Linked DNA regions of Homo sapiens: region 2 is linked to region 1. Evidence: read pairs that join two places in POLR2A ChIA-PET (ENCODE). Cell type or tissue: CD4-positive, alpha-beta T cell. All regions are shown on one strand.

Evidence for each region. ChIA-PET counts read pairs that join two places held together with the same protein. Peaks named below come from ENCODE experiments on the same cell type or tissue, not always from the same donor. Only the 100,000 strongest peaks of a DNase experiment are listed, where the experiment ranks them.
Region 2: POLR2A ChIA-PET joins it to region 1 with 10 read pairs; 4 of 35 experiments call an interaction of 5 or more read pairs at or near these places.

The regions. Positions count from the first base shown.
Region 1 is chr2:46,869,461-46,877,460 of GRCh38, forward strand. It overlaps LOC124906004 (a long non-coding RNA gene), which reads left to right. Exons shown (of 2, transcript XR_007086310.1): 2 at 5,383-5,860. Among named protein-coding and RNA genes, the nearest start is that of MCFD2-AS1, 26 kb to the right of the region's middle. RefSeq lists enhancers at 2,490-2,784, 3,940-4,439 and a silencer at 2,490-2,784. In CD4-positive, alpha-beta T cell, a CTCF peak has its summit at 7,564; DNase peaks (open chromatin) are centred at 4,341 and 7,531.
Region 2 is chr2:46,451,910-46,459,909 of GRCh38, forward strand. No RefSeq gene overlaps it. Among named protein-coding and RNA genes, the nearest start is that of TMEM247, 24 kb to the right of the region's middle. In CD4-positive, alpha-beta T cell, no CTCF peak of the experiment used is centred here; no DNase peak of the experiment used is centred here.

The DNA of each region.
Region 1 (8,000 bases):
CAGCCTCACTCAGGGCATGTGGCGACTTGTTCTGTCTCCAGGACATTGTTTGTGCCCCACTGTGGCTCCAATTTTATTTGTTTATAGACCAGATGAGGCCTGCATTTGCTGTCGTTTTAACCCTCACCCTCAGCTCTCCCAATTCACTCATCTGCTGTCTGGAGAGTCCCCCTCCCTTCTTCCCTCCTACTCTTTCCTTGCCCCTACTCCATGCCTGTGCCCATATCTTGCCCCTCCCTCTGCACCCTGAAGCCCTGCTCAGCTGACCTGCCTGCCTCAGACCCCCAGGGCCCCTTTGCCTGGCTGGCCTCCCCCAACTCCTAAGCCCAGGACTCCAGGGCACTGATCCCAGAGCCCCAGCAGCGCCCAGCCCCGAGTTTGGCAGTATCTTCTGAGTGAAGGACTTGCTGGCTGTAACGGAAACCCTCCAGCAGATCAGTCCATGTCCAGTTGGAGCACAGGCCCACAAGCTGGGCTGTCTGGGTTGGAATCCAGCTGCTCCCCTTCCTGCCCTGGGACCTGGGGCAAATTCCTTCACCTCTCTGTGCCCAGTTCCCCATCTATAAAACATAGGTGGCAATAGCAGGGTTGTGGTGGGATTCCAGCTGCAAAGTCCTTTGAGCAGTGCCAAGCACAAGATAAGAATGTGTTGCTATTATTATTATTATCATTATTATTATATGCCTTTGTGCTCACTTTTGAAGTCTGAGCACTAGAGTCCTGATCTTTGGCCACCTAGGGGTCCATGCAGGGGTGAAGACCACGCCCTCTCCTGGCTGGATCCCAGGTGAGCATCACTGAACTCCTCCGCCCAAGGTGCATCCAGTGCTGACTGGATGAGAGAAGGAAGGGGGACAGTTTTGATGGCAGAAGCCATTCTATTCCTCCTCTTAGCACATGCACCGCTCCGAGGAAGATCCAAGCAGCTCTTTGCTCCTGGACACGTAGCTCTAGGAAGGGTGAAAACCTGGCCCTGATATTGGTCCACAGAGAGACCATGGAGCTCACTGCCCAGTCCCTGGAGCCCATCTCTGTTCCTGCTCTAAGCCCCTGCCTGCTTCCCAGCCCCACCTTCCCCTCCTCAGCAGTACCCAGCCCCTCTGGTGCCTCAGAAGCATCCACAGCTTCCCACGGGGCTTGTGAGCCTGACTCAGAGGCAGAGGGGTGGGGGCATCAGAATCTGAGCCTGGGGAAGGCCAGCCTTCTGCTCCAGGCTGTGACCGTCTTCACTCTTGCCTTTGGCTGTCCCTGTGTATCTGAAACTCACACAGCTCACCGCAATTTCCATCTCCTGCCACAAGTCCTCCCCCTGGTCAATATACCAGACTTCTACCCCCTCATCCCAGAACTGTGATTCATCTCCTACCCACCCTAGAACCAACTGTTGGGCCCTCTCCCATTCTCAACCCCAGGAGGCGCTTTGCCCTATTCTCTTCCAGTTCCTGCGCTTCCTACCCATCCTCATCCTGCCCACCTCAGCCATCCCACTCCATTCTTTTATTCCTCCCCTCTGCCCTGTGGCTCCTCTTTTATCCCCCAGGAGCTGGCCCCACGGAAGACTACCCATCACCAGGGCAGTACTGGGCGGCCACTTGTAGGGAAAGTGGGGAGTCTAGTCCTTAACCATCCTCAGGGCCTTGACATCAAGCCGTCCAACCTGCAGGCCCTGGCTTTTGAATGATCTATTACTAATGTTGTTTTTGTTGTTTAGCACTCTCTTATCAAAGAGCTCATTTATTCCTTGCAATAACCCGGCAGTTAGATAGACCAAGTCTAAGGCTTCTCTTGTGAGTGGCCCCAGTTGGGAGGAGTGTGAAGTCCTCCTAACACCTGCTCCCAGACCATCTTGGGTTCCTGTTGCCAATTTCAATTAATTGCTATGAAGGATGAGAAACAGGATGCAGAGAAGTTCTATCTTCCCTTTAAGACCGAGAATACCCTGAAGGCATTGCCTGAGGATATCTCAAAGGGAAGGACCACATCTCCTCCACACCAGGACATCCCCAAGCAAGGCCTTGTCTTTCCTTCTATCTTCAGTACTCAGTCCATAGGACTATATTAAGACCCCCAGTTGGTGCTTTTTCTGGGTGAGTGACTAGCAGAGAAACCTAGCACTCATTTCCCCCTCTGTCTCTTTCTCTCATAAAAATGCTTTTATTTCGTTCTGGGGATGGCCTGACAGTGGGGCCCTGGGGCCCATCTGCTGGAGGAAAAAGTCAGTGAGGGACAGAACAGCACAGCTGCCAGTCTGGCTAGACCTCCTCTCTGAACTGGAACTCCTCCGGAGATGAGTATGGGTGTGATGGGCCTGCGGCCGAGGATGTTGAGGGGTCTCCACCAACTCTCCTTTCCTGATCAGGTTAATACTCGAAAACAACTTTCATCTCTGCTTGGCCTCAGCCCAGTCTTTTCCTTCTGCCCTCCCAGCATGAGTCCTGGAGCCTGAAAGAGACCACGGTTGGGAGAAGATGTAAGTAAGGAACTACTATGGCCTCCAGACCTGGTCTCCTTCCAAATCTACTGTCTCAGGCTGTTCCCTCTGGCCCATCTTCCTTATCTAATAGGTCTAAAGCTGCACTGTCCTTCAAAGTTAACCTCAGACTTCACCTCCTCCAGGAAGATTTCCCTGAATCTAGCCATGATGCTGTCTCCCTTCTCGGAATTCCTGAGGTCAATAGAGTCTGTACCAGGAATCTGCTGCACGCCATGTGCTCTGGTTAAGCACGCAAGTTATTAGGGCTGTTCACAAATACTCCAGCCCTCCCTCCTCTGGGCTCTTGAAAGGGGTTACTCCCTGCCCACTTGAAGTTAGGCCGCGCCATGTGACTTGCCACATGAGCGGAAAGGATGAGTGTTGCTTCCAGGTGGAAACTTTTAAAGTCAGCATACTCTTTTCCATGACAATTGTCCAAGTGCCACATAATAGCTGCTTGGCCCTCTGGCTGACTAGGACAGGCTGAGCACCTGAAGATCTGTGATGAACATGTCATTGTGAGCAAAAAAGAAACCTTTGTTGTTTTGAATCAGTAAGATTTTCTAAAGCTGTTTGTGACTTAGCATAACCTGGCCTGTCCTATGTGATGCATTACGTGAGCAACCAGGATCTCCCTTGACAAGCTTGAAGTTCAGAAGAAGTTCATATTTTCTCCTAATTTTCATTCAAATTAGAAAAGCTTTTGATCCTAACCTGCTAAGACTGGTAGGAAGTAGTCTTTCTCCTGGAGTTCTCACTCCTAAGCATTCACAGGCTGTTTAGTGTTACTATAAAGGAATACCTGAAGCTGGATAATTTACAAGGAAAAGAGGTTTATTTGGCTCTTGGTTCTGCAGGCTGGGAAGTTCAATAAGCATGGGGCTAGCATCTAGCATTTGCTCAGCTCCTTGTAAGGGATTTTGTGCTGCATCACAACATGGTGGAAGGTCAAAGGGGAGGTGGACATATCTGAAAAGGCAAAGCCTGAGGGGGATCCTGGTTTTGTAATAGCCCACTCTTCCAGGAACTAATCTGCTCTCATCAGAGTGAGAACTCACTTATTGCCTTGGGAACAGCACCAAGCCATTCTTGAGAGCTCTATCCTCAAGACCCAAACATCTCCCACTAGGCCCTACCTCCCAACACCACATGGGGGATCAAATTTCAACATAAGATTTGGTGAGCACAAATCACATCCCAACTATAGCAGGCCTCTAGGATGGCTTTCATGGATCATTTGAATCTGTCTCCCATTCCTCCTTCTCATCCTCAGTTACATTGGTCTTCCTGTTCGTCCTTTGTTGAATAAATAGTTGCTTTCCCAGCTCCACAACTGGGACCCTGGACAGGCCCATCTCCTGGTGGACATGCTCACCAAAACCACTGGCAGGGCAATGGTTTTGGGACTACAAAGTGCTGGGATTACAGGCGTGAGCTACCGCATCCAGCTGATGATCGCTTTTAAACTGGCAGTTTCTGCTCCCCCTGAGACATTCCTCCCCCTCAACACTCCAATCTTACTTTGCACCATCCATGGATTTCTGAAAAGATGCCAGGAAATAGATTGTGGGGAAATTATCCCCTGTTCTGAATTTCCAGTGAAGAGTGCTGTGTTGCAGCACATGTTCAGTAAATCATCTCATAAAGTAACACCCCCACCACCACCCCATTGCACAGATCTGGTGAATTCCTCTAAGCTCTCCCCTCCCCTCCTAACTGAATGAGCTCTCTCCCTCCAGGCTCCTCTGGGTTGGAGGTGGAGGCCAGGTTAGGGAGACCCCCATCATTGAAGGTTTAAAAGGACAATGATGAGACATTTGCCATGAGGACCTGAGGAGCCGCAGGCCTGTTAGTCACAGGCGATGAGTCACCCTGCATTGTTTGTGCTGGTGATCCTTCGCAGATGCAGGCAGACTGCAGGAGGAGTTGAGTTCCTCCTCTTGCTCTGGGTGTGTGGACTGGTGCGTGCACATGTGTATGCACGTATGTGTGTGTATATGTGTGTGTACATACACACATGTGCTTGGGCCTGCAGCCCAAAGTGCACATGGGACAGCCTATATCTGGGAGATTACTATTTCCTAACACATTTGGGGTAATAATTACTGTCCTTCAATCAGAAGCTTGTGTGTCAAAGATAACAGGGCACATGGGCTGTATAGGCATCAGTTTCTGGTTGGAATCATCCCTTTGAGGTTGCATGGAGATTTAGGGGCTGTCCACTCAGCACCCCACTCCACTCTTTTTCCCTGGGAAATGCCCTCCACCCACCAGCCCTCTTGGTTAGAGCCACAGAGACTTCTGGATCTTGTCCATACAGTGTCTACCTCACCTGGCCACAATTTACAAGGCCAGGAGTGGGCATTAGACATGGAAAATTGGAATTGGGACTACAATTCCAGCCTTGGACCAACTGCGCTGGCTGGAAGCCATGTAAATGGAGGGCTCTGGGTGGCTGTTTTCCCCACTCTGCGAGCTGGAAGCAGAAAAGTGCTGCTGTGAGACAGAATGAATGTCTAGATGCCCAGACACCCAGAGAAACTGAGCGGGCAGCCTCTTCCTCTGTCCATGCCATTTGTCCCGTTTTAACATCCATCCCCCGTCCTGTCTGCATCCTTCAAGATCAGCTCAGGGGTTACCTCCTCAGTGAGGCCTTCCTCTATTTCCCCACGGAGGGCACCTCTTCCCCCTCTGGGTCACCTCCCTCTTTTCTTACCAGTCACGTCAAGGTTATTTTTGTTTCCCCCTAGAATGAGCTCCCTAAGGACAAGAACTCTGGCTCTGTGACCTTTCTACACTTAGCAAAATGCATCGCACATAATGGTGCTCATAAATGCCTGGGGACTGATGAATCCAAACAGCTGTGTCCTACGGCCAGTTTTGACCTTGTCTCTTTCTCTTCTTTTTAGGAGGAAAGAGCCAGGCTTAATCTTGGTCTCTCCTGTCTCTGTGGAAGCCTGAATTCCCCTCGGTTTATGAGGTAAAGAATAGCTGGTCTCCTTCACATGCTTTCCCGACCCTATCCTGGATAAACTGAGGCAGGAAGGCATCTGCTTTCTACTCCAGTGATGTTGCGGCCGGGATGCCTTCTGGGGAACTCGAATGCTGCAGGCAGAGGGGCTAGTTTCTGAATTGCTTGTGACATGTTTGGCTACCAGTGACCAAAGTCCTCTATGGCTGGCATTCTTTAGTTTAAAGAATCGAGGGTGTCTCTTAAACCAGGGATGAGGGCCTTGGAAACCTTCCAAAAATTTTTATACAACGCGGGTACATACAACTTTTTACAAATATGAAATCATACTGTACATCCTTTCTTTTGTGACCTATTTTCATTCAATAACATTTTACAGTTTTCATGTTAATAAACCTAGCTGTACATTACTGGTACATACTAGTTACTGGTACATTGACATTTATGACCAGTTGTGTTTCCATGGTAAGGTTGTGTCAGAGCTGGATGCATGTGCCCTGTTGTTGGATATTTATCTTATTTGTCATTTTTGCGTTGAAACAACGCTATGAATGAATAGTGTTGTAAATGCGTCTGGACTGATCGTCTCTACTGGATAAGTTATTTACAGTGGCATTGCTGGACTAAAGGGTAGACATTTTTTTAAAAAGTTTTCTGATGCATAACACTGTCAAAAGACAAAATTAGGCCAGGTGCAGAGGCTCATGCCTGTAATCCCAGCCCTTTGTGAGGCCAAGGCGAGCAGAGTGCTTGAGGCCAGGAGTTTGAGACAAGCTTGGACAACATGGTGAAAACCCATCTCCACTAAAAATTAGCCAGTCATCGTGGTGTGAGCCTGTAATCGTAGCTACTCAGGAGGCTGAAGCACAAGAATCACTTGAACCGGGGAGGCAGAGGTTGCAGTGAGCCTAGAACATGCTACTGCACTCCAGCCTGGGTGACAGTGTGAGACTGTCTCAAAAAAAAAAAAAAAAAAAAAAAAAAGATAAAATTACATCAAATCTAGTTTAAAGATCTTCATTGTTTTTTATTTGCAATTCATGAATCTGGCAACACCTCTTCTGGAATGAGTGTTCAAAACAGCTGAACAGAGGAGACTGGCTTTATAGACAGAAAAGGGCTGAGGAAAGGAGACACAGTGAACAAAAAGTGGATCTCGGTCATTTTAAAGTTACTCTCCTTATAGGGTTAAAACAGAGGCTTGTTTGGCAATCTGGCTACTATCTTTCACTCTCCTGATTTCTGGGAAGGTCAGATAAACAACTTATTTTTGGCTTTCTGGGGTGGAGCTTCAGCACGAGTGACTCCATTTTGGTTTGGTCTGTCCCATCCTAGCACAGGGGCTCAGTCCTAACCAATGGGCTCTTCTAAATGTATTTGACAATACCTAACCACCAAGAAAAGACTGTACCAGTGAAACTCTTGGGCTCTTCTAAATGTATTTGGCAATACCTAACCACCAAGAAAAGACTGTACCAGTGAAACTCTCGGGCTCTTCTAAATGTATTTGACAATACCTAACCACCAAGAAAAGACTGTACCAGTGAAACTCTCGGGCTCTTCTAAATGTATTTGACAATACCTAACCACCAAGAAAAGACTGTACCAGTGAAACTCTTGGGCTCTTCTAAATGTATTTGGCAATACCTAACCACCAAGAAAAGACTGTACCAGTGAAACTCTCGGGCTCTTCTAAATGTATTTGACAATACCTAACCACCAAGAAAAGACTGTACCAGTGAAATTCTTGGGCTCTTCTAAATGTATTTGACAATACCTAACCACCAAGAAAAGACTGTACCAGTGAAACTCTTGGGCTCTTCTAAATGTATTTGACAATACCTAACCACCAAGAAAAGACTGTACCAGTGAAACTCTCGGGCTCTTGTAAATGTATTTGACAATACCTAACCACCAAGAAAAGATTGTACCAGTGAAACGCCTCCCTCTCCAGGAGCCTATAAGAGTGCACATTCCCTCACACCTGCACCAGCACTGGCCTCTATGATCCTGCAAATGCTTTTAAAGGAGTCAATTCATCCGTCATAAGAAATAAACATTGCCCTCTGCTGCTTAAAATATAGCTTCGCAGGAGAAAATCCAAACTTCCTGGGGAGGGACTGACATCTATTGAACAGATTCTACCACATGTCAGGCACAAGATAGGTCTGCTCTCATTCAGTCCTGCAAGGTAGACATGATTGTTCTCATTCAGATGAGCGAGTGAACGCTTAGAGAAGTTGAGTAATTTGTCCAAGGTCACAGAGCTAAGGAGTGGCCAGAGTTAGGCTCTGACCTCGTCTGAGGACAAGGTTCATGCTCTTTCTCCATGTGGCTTCTGTCTCTCCATCTATGACACAGAACCATCTGGCCCCAACTCCCGTCTTCCAGCCTCACTCCTTCCTCCACCCAGCCAGGTCCCCGCGCGGTAGCCACACTAGTGCCTTAGAGGAGAGTGTGCCCTGTGTTAGCCCAGGCACTGCTAGATGGTGGAATCAGAGAGATTTTAAGATTCCTTATCAGTATTTTCTACCTTGGCGATATTTTACCTATTTA
Region 2 (8,000 bases), 420 kb before region 1:
GGGAGTCTGAAGGTTAGGACAAAGATAGGTTTTCAAAAACTGGAGAGGCAAAATATGTATTGGCACTCATAGCACTATGAAAAGAATGCTGTTAATCCAATTCAAGCCATAACTAGTTTTTGGCTAAAGGTAAGATTTGGTTTTGGATTTGTTTGTTAATTTTTACATATCTAAGTCTCTAAGGGCTAACATGGAATCAATGTGTGAACTAAAGCTGCCTTTTACAACCACTCCAAAGAGAAAACACCAGAAGCAACTACTGTGTATACAACTATATCCAAAAAGCAGCAAGGCCTCATTACTCAGGGGACAGAAACAGAGCATTCCCCAGACCAACTGTGGGCAATGCCTATGCTATGTGCAAGAGGAGACTGAAGAGAGACCTAGTACCTGCCTTCAAGGGGCTACCAACATCCCTTTTTTCCTGGCATTCAGGTATCTGCCATCCACAAACAGGCTAAGTAGGTCAGTCCAATCTGTACTAATGAGTTCTGAAATATCTTCCATAATTTAGGATCTGGTCTTGCCTTGAAGTTGCCAGGTTCTAGAAACTTTGTTATTTCTACTTTTGTTCACTTGGATCATCAAAGGGATAGAACACATAATCATTTTTTCCATTGTATTAGCAGGACACATCCCAGTTGCTGAGAAGTAGTAATTGAGTTTATCAAATACAATTACCTCCACTCAGCCCACCTCCTCCTCAGTTTGCCTTTCTCAATCAGGGAGAACTAACTCTACCTCTCACAAAGGACCCTTGCATATTTGAATGGCTTCCCAGGAGTCTTTGAGTGGCATATAATTACACTTAATTTAATTTTTTTGTCATTAGTCCCAGAGGCTTTGATCCAAGGTCTCTGTTATTCTGATATAAGGAAAATAAAGCTCCACCTAAAATTAAATATTTGCCTTTGCATTTGGTTTGCTGTTCATTGTACAAGTAATCTTCTGTTAGAATCTTTGGTTTCCAGCGGCCATTTCTGGGCTTGGCATCTTCTCCAGTTTCTTGTGTTTCCCCATCAGTTGTCAGGTCACCAGAAGCCTGAGCAAACTCAGGTTTTGTGAAAACTTCTAGATCAAGGTCTCAGGAGGTGACAAAGAAGGGACTCTTAGATCTCTCTTGTTTTCCATGTGAGGCCAGAAATCCTCAGACCTTGAGCATTGGGAATGGGATGCTTCTGTTGAAGATGCAAATTGATAGAGAAAAAATAAAGCTCTTGCCCATTTGGTTTCAGGCAATGTACCCAAAGTAAATCACAATCTGGCCCACCCTCCATTTGTAAACCAATGTTTATAAGTATTTACAGCGTGAGAGCATAGTGTACCTGTCCTGAAGGACCTAACGGTATTATGCAAGAAAGAAACTTGTAAAAAAAAAAGTCAGTAGTAGTAGGAGTTCAAATAGAATACAGGCTGTCAGAGATGCAAAAAAATACACAGAGGGACTTCAGAAAGAGAAACAAACTTACCAGGCCATTTCTCTTCAGCTTTTGGACAAAACCCCTCTTTCCTTGGTGGCAAAGCCAAGCATCACATTGTCCACAACTCCTCATTGTTACTTTTCTTTAGGGACTGCCTAGACTTTCCACACTTAGATTGAGGGGTTTATTATCCAGACCAACTGACTTCCTTTTCACCCTAATTCCTGGCACCATCTTGGGAGAATTGTTTACCATGTAAATGATACTGAACATCCTAGTCTTCAGGTTCTTAACATTCTCAACTCCAGTGACTCCCCTCTTTCTATACTGGGCTGCCCATCCTCCTGGTCATACCTTCTATCTCAACACCAACAAGAACTACCTCATCATTCAAGTCTTCATCTCAATTGCACACCAGATCAGAACCTCTCATCCCTCCAGCTCTCACTCAGATCCTCCCACTACAATTACTCTCTGCCCTCACACAACTTGACCTCTGAGCTCCTGACTCTACCTGGCTCTCCATATCTACCTGCACCTCCTGACTTCACTTCCGCATCCAGCCAAGACCCTACCAGGTTCCACTTCAATTGCTCTATTGTCAACCACCTCGGCACAGTCATCTTCTTGTCTTTCTATCACATCTACCCCCAGTAAACTCCGAATCCTGGAATGATCTAAATATCCTCCCTCTAGACAAGGGCTACTTTTTGAGCTGCTGGAGAAAATCTCACCACGGGGAAGAATGATGTCCCACAAAATTTATGGCATCAGCTGTACCATCAACATTCCTGGCTGCTCCTCAATGGTCTCCTCAAGGACTCTCCTAAACATGTATGTTTTTCCTCAAGTTCCCAACCCAATTTCCCTTTTCTCTCTTAGTTGTCCCTAATTCTTACTTTACAGAAACGTAAATAAAAATCTCCCAACTCCCTGCCCCTCCGTCACCACCCCCTAGAAATCTTAACTCTGTATGTCCTTCACCGTACCCCTCCTCAGAGGAAAGGACATCTGGATGTTCAGATGTATCTGTTGTCACTGACTCCTCAGGGACCTGGCTCCCTCAGGAACAAGTTCTCTTCAATGACTGTCAACCTCTGGATTCCCACTGGATTCTTCACTTCTTCCTGTAAACAAGCTCATGGCTCTTCTTTCTTTAAAAATTCTGGTCAGGCACAGTAGCCCAACGTCTGTAATGCCAGCACTTTGGGAGGCCAAGATGGGAGGATCACTTGAGCCCAGGATTTTGAGACCAGCCTGAGCAACATGATGAAACCTCATCTCTACAAAAAAATGCAAATATTAGCCAGGTGTGGTGGTGCATGCCTGTAGTCCCAGCTACTCAGGAGGCTGAGGTGGGAGGATCGCCTGAGCCCAGGAGGTTAAGGCTGCAGTGACCTATTAAATGTAACACTACACTCCAGCCTGGGTAACAGAATGAGACCCTGCCTAAAAAAAAAAAAAAAAAAAAAGTCTCCTTCAACCCGTCCCTCTTTTCGCGCTGTCACCATAGAGCACACCTTTCTTTCACAGCCAAGCTCATGGGACATGTGGTCTACAGTTTCAGCCTCCACTTTCTCACCTACATTTTCTTCCCAAGGTGAGCACCACCAATGCAGCTTCCACCCCTCTCAGCTACCAAAAGTGCCTAGTCCACATCTACATTTAGATGTCTAATGGATGGCTCAAACTCAACATGGCCAAATCTAAACTTCTGATCTTTGAACCCAAACCTTTTTCACCCATAGTCTTCACCACTTCCGTTGAGGGCAAAGCCATCCTTCTAGTTGCTCATGCTAGGAAATACAAAGTAATATTTTTCTTCTTTTTTTTTTTTTTTTTTTTTTTGCCCTCCACATCCCAATCTGTCAGGAATTCTTATGGTTCTACCTTCAAAGTATAGCCAAAATTGGACCACTTCTACATGCTCAGCACACAGAATTATTGAAATCAAATTTGGCCACCTCCCTGCCACCACCTTGACCCAAGCTGCCTGGATTCCTACAACAGCAGGTCTCCCTGTGTGACCCCACCCTCCCTACAGCCTATTATCAACACAGTAGCCACAGCATAATTTAGACCATGTCATTCCTTGACTCAAAACTCTCCATAGGCCCCCAAAAGCCAAATTCCTTCCATAGCCTACTAGGCCTTGGGAGATTTGCCTCTACTTTGCCCTTACTTCCCTGAGTTGATCTCCTGCTACTCTCCCTCACTCACTCCACCCTAGCTGGCTTCCTCGGTAGAGTTTTTAGAACATGCCAGGTGTAGCTTACCTTAAGGCCTTTTTAATGGCTATGCTGTTTCTCTAAAATGCTTTTTCCAGATGTTTACATGGTCAACCCCTCACCACTTTCAAGTATTTGCTCAAATGTAACTTCATGACCACCATATTTAAAATTAAAACCCCTGCCCAACATTCCGGATTTCCTTTGAGTATGTTCTACATTTTTTAATCTATAGCTCTTACCTATAGATATAGTATAAATGTGCATCTATCATGTTATAAGTGTACTTGTTTGTTGCATTCATTCTTTGTTAGCTATCTTCCCCCTCTAGAATGGAATTATTCACTTGGATAGCCTAAGCTCCAAGAACTGTGCCTGGCATATAGTAGATATAGATATATATATATATGGCACTCATATATGTACATACTATGCATAGTATATCTAAAATATATATAGTATGTATATAGTATATATATTATATATACGTATAGTAGGCACTCTATATATAAAGTAGGCACTCATATATACATTCTCTCTCTCTCTCTCTCTCTCTCTCTCTCTCTCTATATATATATATATATATATATATATGGAAAATAAATCGAATTGCCAAGGTCCCCAGTGACCTGCTGAACCCAAAAGAAACTTTTCAGTCCTCACCTTACTGGACATCCCTGCAATTCTGACACTGCTAACCACTGCATCTTCCTTGAACCTCTCTCCTCCTTTAATTTTCTTTCTCTGTCTCAGGCCACTCTTCCCTTGTCTCTTTTGTAGGTCTCTTTAAGTATTGAGTACCATCAGCTTTATCTTAAATCCTCCCTTGTTCTTCACATTCTTAAAAAAAAAAAAAAAAAAAAAATCACCCATACCCAAGGTATCACATTGCCACCTGAACACTGAACAACTCTAAAATAGATGCCTCCACACAGACCTCTCTCAAGTGTTAGACCTAGCTAACCAGCTGATAACCAGAGAGTTGAAAATTTAACATAGCCAAGCCAGCTCCTCATCCAGAGCTTGCTTTTTCAGTGAGCACCGTTCATCCAGTTGGCCAAGCCAGAAACCCAGGAGTGGTCCTTGGCCATTTCCTCTCTCTGACCCTCCACATCTGATTGATCACCAATCCCCTGATCACTGCCACCTCCTGATCACCTCTTATCTCAACTGCCATCACAGCCTCCTCCAGTCTCTCTGCTTCTGATCTCACCCCTGAAGGCCATCCTACAGTGTTTCAACTGCCTTGCCTCTCAGTCATCTACAGGGAAAATCTAAACTCCCCTTGGGCAGGCATGCCAGGCCCTCCCCACAGGCCTTCTAGGTCAGCGTCATCTCCAGCCACTGCCCTTCCTCCTCCAAGAGTCCTGGACCACATGCCCTCTCTCCTGAGGGTGCCTCCATACCCTTGTGGGTGCTTCTCCCTCTGATGGTCAAGTTCCTTCAGTGCCCATCTGTCTCTACATATCTCACCCTTCGAAGCTCAGATGCCACGACCTCTAAAGCCTCGTCCAACTTTTTCAAGTCACCCGAAGCATCCCACCTAGGCGCCCACCACATTTTGTACATACCTCCACCATGGCAACGACCATGTGGTCTTCTAATTTTAATAAACCTTCCCTATTGGCTTCCCATGTTGGCTGTGGTGGTCAATTATAATAAGGAAAAGGGCTCCATAAGCTGTAAAACCCCAAATAGACGTTTGTCACTGAGGGAAGCAAGAACCAATAGGGAGACATACAAAGAAACAATTATAATGATTATTATTATTATAATCGAGAAGGCAGAGAATCAAAGCTTAGCACACAGAATTATTGAAATCAAGAACACACTGCCAAATTTCCAATCGCAGGGTCAGGGAGGCATTACACCCCTGCTGATGTGCCATGACACCTATGAAGCTAACAGCTGGACATGGAGTCACCACTGCAGCAATGTTCATACCTCAGAGCCCTGCTTGCCACCAGCAAGAGCCAGCACAGCATGAAGATGGCCTCTGCTCCACGTCCTCCTCCTAGAGATCTCATTGGTGCATCTGATGGTGGTAACTTTTAAATCCAGAATACTAGGAGCAAGGGAATCTAGGAAATACCATTTTCAATTTTCTAGCCTCCCAGGTACAAGAAGACACAAGAGCTTGGAATGGATGCCAAGTGTGGGTCCACAGCAGCCCCATGCAGCACAAAGATGGAAATACCCTGTGACATACATCTTACCTTGGCAACATACCCCTAGCGGAAGACAAAAGTTTTGTGTGTTGCATGTTGTTTGTTTTAGAACAAAGAGCTGAGAGGCATTTCAGTTCCTGGGGAAAAGATAAAGATTTTCCTAATATGAATTGCTAACAAATTTCTTATGGAGGTGCGGAGAACCTTCCGTAGTGGACATTGTGCAATGCTCAACAAAACACACATTGTTTATCTTCATCATAATTTTCATAGCAGACACAGAAGGAGAATTCACATACTGGTTCTTAAAGTGACTTTTAAAAAGGCAACAGCATAATATGGACCTGGAATCAGGGACCTCACTTGTCCCCATATCTGCCATTAGATTGACTCATGGGTTGGCCATGTTAAAACTGCACTGCTTAGAGTCTGTGGGTTCCATGAAGGAGCGTGGGGGTCGGGCAGGTGAGAAAAGGGCATGCTGAGCCATCCTCTAGGCCCCTTCTACCAAAACAGCCAGAGCTGTATCTGTTTTATCTGAAGTCCACAGAAATTTTCCTTTTAAAAAAAGGGCTTCATTTCTTTTTAAAATATTTGAAAATTATTTGACCATCTCTCTTTTTTATTTATGATCCCATGACAGCATATGGAGACTATTGCTCTGGTCGGCCTGGTAGGCCAGTGTGAAACCTGGTAGGAGCCACAGAACAGTGTGAGGTTTTACATTGGCCTACAAGATCAGACTTCTGTTCAGCTGATCCAGACTGATCTAAAAGCTTATGAGTGGTTCAAGATAGCCAGTTCCATGGCTGCCTTGTCCAGACAGCAAATTCTGTGCTTTTTTTCTCCACCATTGCCCACAAAACCCAGCTCCAGTCTGGGACCATGGCACAAAACCAATCAGAATGCCAGGATACAAAAGAAGCTTGGAGATCCTGTAGCCCAGTATTTTCATTTCACAGGTGAGAAAACTGAAATCTGGAGGGAGGAGGGGACTCAGTCAGCAGCAGAGCTGGGTCCTCTCCCCCACCCCCAACTCTTCTGTAGGCTCTTATACCTATCTTCTCTTGCCAGTTCCATATTTAATCAACATCTTGCCTGCACCTAAAACTCCCTTAGAATTAAAATGCACACCTTATAATGCCAGCAGTGTTCTCCTGAGGGGTGCTGAGCACTGACAAGAGATTGGTGATTCCAAGAAAACTGCAGCAAATAAATATCTCCATCAATCATAGGAGCAGCTGTCTGAAAGGCCCGAACTGAAGGGAAGAAACGCCTCTTGCTGCCTTTTGTTCTTCCCAGAAAATTTCCTACCATCTTTGTTGTCTCCCTCGCCTCCTTCTTGAGCAGAATTTCTGGTCTCTACTCCCCAAATGAAGCCTGCCAAATGGGGCTAAGTTCTCGACCTACCCTCAAAACAGCTGAGTCTGGGCTTTGCAGGGAGAAGAACAGCAGCCCCTAGTGAAGCAAAATCCAGCCAAAGACACGGCACATTCTGGCCAGGGATCTTTCTACATAGGCCAGGGTCAGAGCTCAGCAGAGAGCCAGGCCAGCTGGCCCATTTATGAAACTGATTGATAGCTAGAGGCTGAGTCGGGATGCAGGCTCAGGGTGAAGACCGCCTTCTGAGAGCACAAGGAGACCAGAATGGTGAGGAGCATTTGTCGGAGGAGTCTTACCTGACTGTGGGCCCCACTGTCCTTCCCACCTGTCACTGCTTATGTGTGGTCAAATGAACACAGTCATCCCACGTAGAGTACTTTTGAAGCTAAACTTTCTGCCCAGACCTGGCTTTCTTCTGTGGTCTTCCCTGGTTCTCCATGGTACCACCACTCCCCTAGCCTCTGAGGCCTGAACTCAGGCAAGCCCTGTTGATTCTTCTACAGGAGGGTTTTACATCTGTCCCCTGGGCACCTTCTCAGTCTCACACATCTTCCTCTCTGGCCCAGAACTTACAATCATTTCCTAAACGGGCCTGTCCAGCCTGTCATACGCAAAAGCCACAGTAATCTTCCTGACACGACTTTGCATGTGATCTTTTCTCATAAATTTGCAATGTTCCACAAAACAATGAGCTGGGACTTCAAGGCCCTCTATAATTGGATCTTTTACCAAGTTTCCAGGCTCATGTCCCCATTACGAGTGCACTTATGCATGTGTGTACACACTCACAGCTTTTGATT